Regions from separate parts of the Homo sapiens genome. Here regions 1 and 2 are each linked to region 3. Evidence: read pairs that join two places in POLR2A ChIA-PET (ENCODE). Cell type or tissue: GM12878. All regions are shown on one strand. Region 1 overlaps HIVEP1 (HIVEP zinc finger 1). Region 2 has its middle 46 kb from the start of ADTRP. Region 3 overlaps ADTRP (androgen dependent TFPI regulating protein).

Evidence for each region. Peaks named below come from ENCODE experiments on the same cell type or tissue, not always from the same donor. Only the 100,000 strongest peaks of a DNase experiment are listed, where the experiment ranks them.
Region 1: POLR2A ChIA-PET joins it to region 3 with 12 read pairs; 6 of 35 experiments call an interaction of 5 or more read pairs at or near these places.
Region 2: POLR2A ChIA-PET joins it to region 3 with 22 read pairs; 4 of 35 experiments call an interaction of 5 or more read pairs at or near these places.

What each region holds. Positions count from the first base shown.
Region 1 is chr6:12,053,491-12,055,990 of GRCh38, reverse strand. All of the region lies in intron 2 of HIVEP1 (HIVEP zinc finger 1), which reads right to left. Among named protein-coding and RNA genes, the nearest start is that of HIVEP1, 42 kb to the right of the region's middle. In GM12878, no CTCF peak of the experiment used is centred here; no DNase peak of the experiment used is centred here; H3K4me3 peaks cover 324 bases; H3K27ac peaks cover 949 bases.
Region 2 is chr6:11,824,010-11,826,509 of GRCh38, reverse strand. No RefSeq gene overlaps it. Among named protein-coding and RNA genes, the nearest start is that of ADTRP, 46 kb to the right of the region's middle. In GM12878, no CTCF peak of the experiment used is centred here; a DNase peak (open chromatin) is centred at 1,329; H3K27ac peaks cover 2,194 bases.
Region 3 is chr6:11,713,201-11,715,700 of GRCh38, reverse strand. ADTRP (androgen dependent TFPI regulating protein) reads left to right here. Exons shown (of 6, transcript NM_032744.4): 6 at 1,189-2,178. The coding sequence ends at 1,223. Among named protein-coding and RNA genes, the nearest start is that of ADTRP, 64 kb to the left of the region's middle. RefSeq lists an enhancer at 1,176-1,325. In GM12878, no CTCF peak of the experiment used is centred here; DNase peaks (open chromatin) are centred at 1,110 and 1,460; H3K27ac peaks cover 2,357 bases.

The sequences.
Region 1 (2,500 bases), 340 kb before region 3:
AAATAAAAGGAGCAAATAACAGCTCATCTTTTGCACGAATATTACATATAGTACAGTTCCCCAAAATGATGCACACTAGCCTTCCATATCTCCCTGTGCTCACTTTATAACAGCACTAGCTTAATAGAACACTTGTCTTGGGCTTTATGGACCAAGCACGTTTATCTCCATCATCTTGCTGATTTTGTTTAACTTGCTTTGTGAGCAGGGAAAGGCTCTTTTAATCATAGTGATGAAATCTCATGATTCCAATCCAGGATGCTGGCAGAAATAACTCAATTTGTATCCTGAAATTTGCTAGCTTAGAAAAAAATTCCAGCTCAGAAATCAAATATCCAACCAAAAGGATTAAAGATTTCTTCTCCTGTAAACTGGATATTGGTGAGAGAAAAACATATAAATACCATGTCCATATTGTATCCTCCGGTTTGTGCCAACTGGTCAGATGAGGCATTGTGGTTTTCTATTTTAAATAGAAACAAAAAAAGATAACAAAATAATGACTTTTTATTTTTTTTTTGAGACGGAGTCTCACTCTGTTGCCAGGCTGGAGTGCAGTGGCGGATCTCAGCTCACTGCAACCTCTGACTTCCTAGTTCAAGGGGTTCTCCTGCCTCAGCCTCCCGAGTAGCTGGGATTACAGGCACGTGCCACCATGCCCAGCTAATTTTTGCATTTTTAGTAGAGACGGAGTTTCACCGTGTTGGCCAGGATGGTCTCGATCTCCTGACCTCGTGATTCGTCCGCCTTGGCCTCCCAAAGTGATGGGATTACAGGCGTGAGCCACTGAAAATCATGATTTTAACTGAAGAATTTTCTTTCCTGTTTAGATTCCTCAAGTATACATTCTAAAAACATACTATAACTTTAGGTTCGTAATGTTTATTGCAAGTATAATTCTATAATAATGTATTAATTACTTAGTATTATACTTTCCCACTAGGCAGTAAACTCTACAAGAGCAGGAACTTGCCCATCTTGTTCTGCACAGAAGTCTGACTACCTAGCGAGAAGACAATCTACATCTCACGAGAAACTGAATGAAAGTAGATCAAACTGAAGCTAACAAAGGTAACTTTCTAAAATGGGTATTTAACATGTAGATAATTTTTTCCTTAGAAGTATTTCAGGATAAACATACAAATGAATATCACAACCCTGAATTAGGTTCTTCTCAAATGCTCAGATTTTTTAATGAGCAAGAAGCACAACATCAAATAATATGCTATGTCATGAAATCATGTATGTTAATCAGAAAAGTGAAAAAAGAGGTTCCACGATAACCAAATAAAATGGAAACAAACTAATAACAGCAAAAAAAGTTCATTATGGTGAAGTCATGTGATACAATATTATGCAGTCATTTGAAACTGATGTTTATAGGGAATTTTAATGACACCGAAAAATACTAGTAATAGATAATATTAAGGGGAGCATCCCAAAAGATATACTGTATGATGCCAACTGTGCTTTAAAATTCATGTGTAGTTATATATTCATATGTATATGTGTGTAAATGTGCATGTATATATAGTCTAGATACATATGTAGGTATATGCATATATATCCATATGTATACATATAAATGAAAGATATCAAATTGTTAATAGTAGTTATTTCTGGATGGTACAGTTATGAGTGACTATAACTTCTGTATGTGGATCTTCCAAATTTTCTGAAACAAACATATAGTGTATGTTTTCTTGTAAATATACCTATAGACTATATACTGTTTTTCATACCATAGTTTCCACAGCATAAACCTTGGTATCAATCCAATTATTTGCAGAGTCATCAGGCAAATGAGTGAATCAAATGTAATAATCCCAAATATCTTGAGTTGGCATCACAATTGACAGATTAAAGTAAATAAACACAGAGTGGGCATGTTTTATATGTTGCTGAGAGTTATGGGCAATGCGAGCCTGAAAGCTATTAGCTTTCAAATATGACAGACTATTTGAAATGGAGAAGGGAAAGATAACCTACGTTTCTGATACTAACAAGTTGTAGCTCACATTTCCACATGGAGAAGGATCAAATGTACGTTCCCTTTCTGTTATCCTATTTGTCATATTCTTTATTGAAAAAAATAATGACCTTAAGTAAAAGATACGTTATGTACCAAGATGTTCATCCTATTTATTCTGGAAAAGGGCTGAAAGCCACCATATAACAGAGCTTGGCAGATTTATCTCTAGGGTTCTCTTGTCAATTTCTGTTTTGTGGGGGAAGGGGTTTGCTATGATTGAGAAAGGAAAATTAATGTTTTCTTTTCTCTCCAAATATATCCTAGCTTAAGCAGTACACAGCCCCCAACAGAGCATCCCCCTATCCCACCTCCACTTTGGTTTCAGTCAAGACATGGAATCAATTCTGCCCTTACCTAGGGCTATGGACTCAGAACTCCCCCACACCATCTCCACAGGGCCTCAGAATATTTCTATTAGTCTTTTGCCCCTTAAGACTCACAGGTACCTATTTATGTTTTTTTTGTCAT
Region 2 (2,500 bases), 110 kb before region 3:
TAAACCCGGCACAGAAAGACAAATATCCAATATTCTCACTCACATGTGGGAGCTCTAGAAGTTGATCTCATGGAGGTAGAAATTAGAATGATAGTTACCAGAGGCTGGCAAGGGTGTGTTTTAGGGGGATGAAGAGAGTTTGGTTAATAGATTAAAAATGTATATATATATATATATATATATATTTAGATAAAAGAATAAGTTTCAGTGTTCCATAGCATAATAGGGTGGCTGTAGTTAACAATAATTTATTGTAGATTTCAAAATAGCTAGAAGAGAAGATTTGAAATTGTTACCAACACAAATAAATGATAATGTTTGAGGTGATGGAAATCTTAAATACTGTGATTTGATCGTTACACATTGTATACGTATATAAAAAAGTCACATGTACCCCCCCAAATAGGTACAAATATCATGCATTATTTAAAAATTATGTAAGTCCAGTTATGTTCATTTATATAACATTTAAGAGGTTAGATGTCCTTGAGCACAATTTAGTTGGAGGGTTTGATACAATAATCACTTAGGCTAATTTACCTCAGGACGAACATGGAATGCATATAATTAAATAGTTCCTGGTGAAAGAAGCTTGAATGGCCAGAATTGCATATCTAAATAAAAAATGGAGTTAGGCTGCCTTGGGACAAACATGGGCAGGGTCTGTTCTGAGGTTGGCCAGCTAGCTAAGGCTTATGTCCAAGACGCACAGGAGGGATTCTGATTGTAATGAACAGGGCTGGTCCAGGCACAATCATGACATTGATGAGGTTGAGGAGCTTGTATCTGGGACCCTCCCATCCTCCATTTTCCCCGCCTCTCCACTCACTAGCACTATACTTGATTCCCGGTGTAGCCACTTAACACACCCATTCTTTATGAATGATTGAATTTTACCCCTTTCATTTTTTTTTGAAAAATTTGTATAAATTTAAGAGGTACAAGTGTAGCTTTGTTCCATGGATATATTGTAGTGAAGTCTGAGTTTTTAGTGTCACCATCACTTGAGTGAGGTATACTATATCCATTAAGCAATTTCTCATCCCTCACTCCCCCTCCATCCTCACACCCTTCCCGGATTTTCATTTCTAATTGGTAATGGTAATGCACCATCTCAGGATCTGTATAATTACATCTAACATCAAGAGAGTTATAATATCTTGAAACTGTTCACCATAGCCTAGCAAATGAAATAACTTAGCTCAGACTACAAAAATTCCCCATTGGCAGTGTGTGGCAGCAGCATCAGAGTCCTTAGTCATACAATGACAGAGCCACAGAATAGTTGCAATGGAGATTGCAGTCAACTTTAAAAAACTGTTTTCACGTACTCTGCAGCTTGGAATTTCCCCTCTTGCCCCACCACCTTCATGTCAAGAACAGCTACACATGTGGGTCAGCTCTGTAAAGGGCCACACAAATTCATCTGCGATTAGTCTGGAAATTCCCTCCTACGAATGTATTGGTACGATGGAATAACAGGTGATTTTATGGGGTAAATATGTTTCAATACAACAATCATTCTGAATAGGAAAAAAAAAACCCTCTGTTTTTCTCAATGTCTGTTATATTCCAGACAGGGGAAAATGCATAGAAAGGTCAAGACAACATTTCTAGTCTCCACATAAAAAACAAGAGTTTTCTACGTAGGCTGAAGCCATCTGGATGGATGTGAACACCTAGAAAGAGAGTGGAATGGAAGAAGTTAAGGTTAAAATCTTGAAAAACTTCAATTTGATTTAATTGTCAGAAAGTGAAAGATAATTTTGAAAAAGGGTCTCCTTTTCCAGAGGAATAAGAGACAAATTGGGAACATGTCAGGGTTGCAGAAATCCAGAGAAAAGAGGTTTCAAGAAAGTAAGTGTGGATAGTACTCTCGAATTACCCTGTAAGGTCAAGTAAAACAAGCAAAGGAAAAAAGTAAGTAGCATGTTGTGAACCGAATTGTTTCCCATAAAATTCATACACTGAAGCCCTAACTCCCGATGTGACTGTATTTGGAGATGGGGCTTTTTTTGTTTTGTTTTTTTTTTTTGAGACGGAGTCTCGCTCTGTTGCCAGGCTGGAGTGTAGTGGCATGATCTCCGCCCACTGCAACTTCCACCTCCCGGGTTCAAGCAATTCCCCTGCCTCAGCCTCCCGAGTAGCTGGGACTACAGGCTTGCGCCACCAAGCCTGGCTAATGTTTATATTTTTAGTAGAGACGGGGTTTCACCATGTTGGCCAGGCTGGTCTCAAACTCCTGACCTCATGACCCACCTGCCTTGGCCTCCCAAGGTGCTGGAAATCAGGACACACACAGACAGAGGGAACACCATGTAAAGACACAAACCAAGAACAGAGGTCTCAGAAGAAACCAACCCTGCTGACACCTTGATCTGGGACTTCCAGCCTGCAGAACTGCGAGACAGTACATTTCTGTTGTTCAACCCCCCCCAATCTCTGGTGCTTTGTTATGGCAGCCCAAGCTAATGCATATAAACAACAAGGAGCCCATAGA
Region 3 (2,500 bases):
GTATTCCAGCCTGGGCAAAGACCTTGTCTCAAAAAAAAAAAAAAAAAAAAAAGGGAAAAACAGAAGAGAAAGAAGTAGACACACCAATGAAAACAACGTGAAATCCATAAAGCTTGATAAACAATAAGCCTCGGCTGAAGTGACTGGGGTAGTCTAGATTGATGAGGAGCAGACGAAGAAGACAGAGTTTTGATCTTGAAAATTTTGCATGAGATGAATACAAGGATAGCCATGAGGACTGCATGATCAAGAGGTGGCCATCCTAGGAAATCAGTGTAATTAAGGGGCCACAAACAGGACTTCAAGTCACCAGTCATGATAGCCTCTAAGAAGTGGAGTTCCAGCAGAATGGAATGAGTATAAGATATCTAGTGTTTACTGTTAAGGATAGAATTGATGAAGGTGGCAGGGTTTGAAGGGTGAATCATGGAATTAGGAGCATGGATTTGCTGCAGGAATACCAAGCCAGAACTACCAGGGCTGTAAGTTCTGGAATGGAGGAGAAGTTTTTAAAGTAGCATTGACAGTATTTGGCAACAAGCACAAAGGATAATGAGCTAATGAAATTTCACAAATTGCAGAGCTTACACAAAGATTTATGATCATTAAATATGGAGTACCAACTTGTTGGCTGAATAGAAGTCATTCTACAAATCTAATGCTATAATTTCAGTAGAATAATGCCCCTCTAATGAGCTTACTCAAACCTAATCCATATGCCAGTACTTTTCCACCAGGCTGATGAATTCATTTGCTAAGAGGTCACAGAATGACCCCAATTAGTTGAACATCCACCCTTCTATTTCCTCTCTAATTTGATGTGGTCTCTTCATCTCCATCTGCAAAGTCTCAAAGTTTGCTGATGGATTGTGTGTAGCCTGCAGACACTCACTCAGAGTCACAGCAATATGCTTCCTCTTAGCTATGCAGAGTACCTGAAGGCAAACAGCATCGTGGGTGCCTGGCTAACTGTGAACCCAGCACTGAGGGAGGACGGCAGAGTTGTTCTCTGCCCCTGTCATCGTGGCAGCTGTTTTTTCATAACTCCTTAAACTGCATCTTGTCACCTTGGGAAAAGTGTGTTCAACTTTCCACTGCCCCAAGTCAGAGTGAATCTCTACCCACAACAAAAATACCCATTAGGGAAAGCCTGAAGCCTGAGGTCTGTCTCTGTTCTTGTTTGTACAGGTGACATGAGGCAGCCACGGAAGAAGAGGAAGTAATTGCACACCATTTTCCAAGAACCAAGAAAGAAGAAAACACAAGAGATTTTTCTCATCTTTTTTTTTTTTTTCTGGTGGAGGGAGGTGGTGGAGGAACATAGCAAAGTAGGAGGGACAGAGAGTGATACTTAAATTTAATAAGAGGTTCGTGAAGGTAGCTTAACTTGAGAACTCTTGGTTTTTTGAAAGGTTGACTGCACATGCCAAAAACAACTCCTGCTATCTCAGAATTAATTATCTTTGACCTTCGTGGAGGATGGTCTCTGGTTAAAATCTGGCCAAAGAAACTCACATAAACTTGGTGTTAGAGAACATCTAGAGAGAGAGAGAGGAACTTAGAGTCATTTAAACTCTTCAGTTTACAGAGAAGGATGCTGAGGACCTAGATGAGAAGTTACCTGCAAAAGGCAAAAGGGTTACTTAGTGTCAGAACCAAGGCAATGACTTCTCTCTCCCAGATCTCCTAGCTACTGGTCCTGGGCCATTTTTTTTTTTTTAAATAATCCCAACTTTCTTTAAAAGACAAGCATTTCAGTAAGCTAGTTATTTTCATGGGTTGCTCATCCATTTTTTTCAGTGATCTAAAAATGTAGGGAGATGGCTACTACTGAAGTTGTCTGTCTACTTGGGATAATAGCAAATTAATTGAAGACAATGGGAAAGTAAGTTATAAAAAATACTGGGAAATCTGTTTCTCTTCTGAGCAAGCATTCAGGGCAGGTATAAACATCAAACATAGTGACATTGTCAAAACCTCTTCCATTTGAACATTGATTAATTCATCAAATAAATGGTATAGTAATAAATTTTGCTTGCAGAAGAATCTGGATGGGAAGTGATAGAATTATAAGGGCTGTTGAGATTGCTTTGCTACAAAGCACTTTTCTGAATTAGTGTGTGGTTTAACAAAGCTGATTTCCAGATGCTTAACAAGGATTCATGATCCCTGCTGTGATTTTCCTAGTGTTATTTTCCTGGCCTTTATTTGTGGGCACATTTTTTAAAGAACACAAATGGCAAATGGCTATTGGTGGGTAGACATATTTGAGTCTACTAGTATGTCACTAGGCTCATATGGGTTGGGGTGTGGACACTGAAGGAAATTGGACTTGGACTTCCCAACCTAACATTATGTAGGAGAAATCTGGTAAAAATGAGCAAGAGTGGTCTTGAAGGGTTACAGAAGAGGACAGAATATCTCAGGTGGGAAGGCAGCCTAAGGGAAGACCAGGGCAGGCACCAAGAAACCTGCTTAATTCCCACTTCTTTTTCTACTG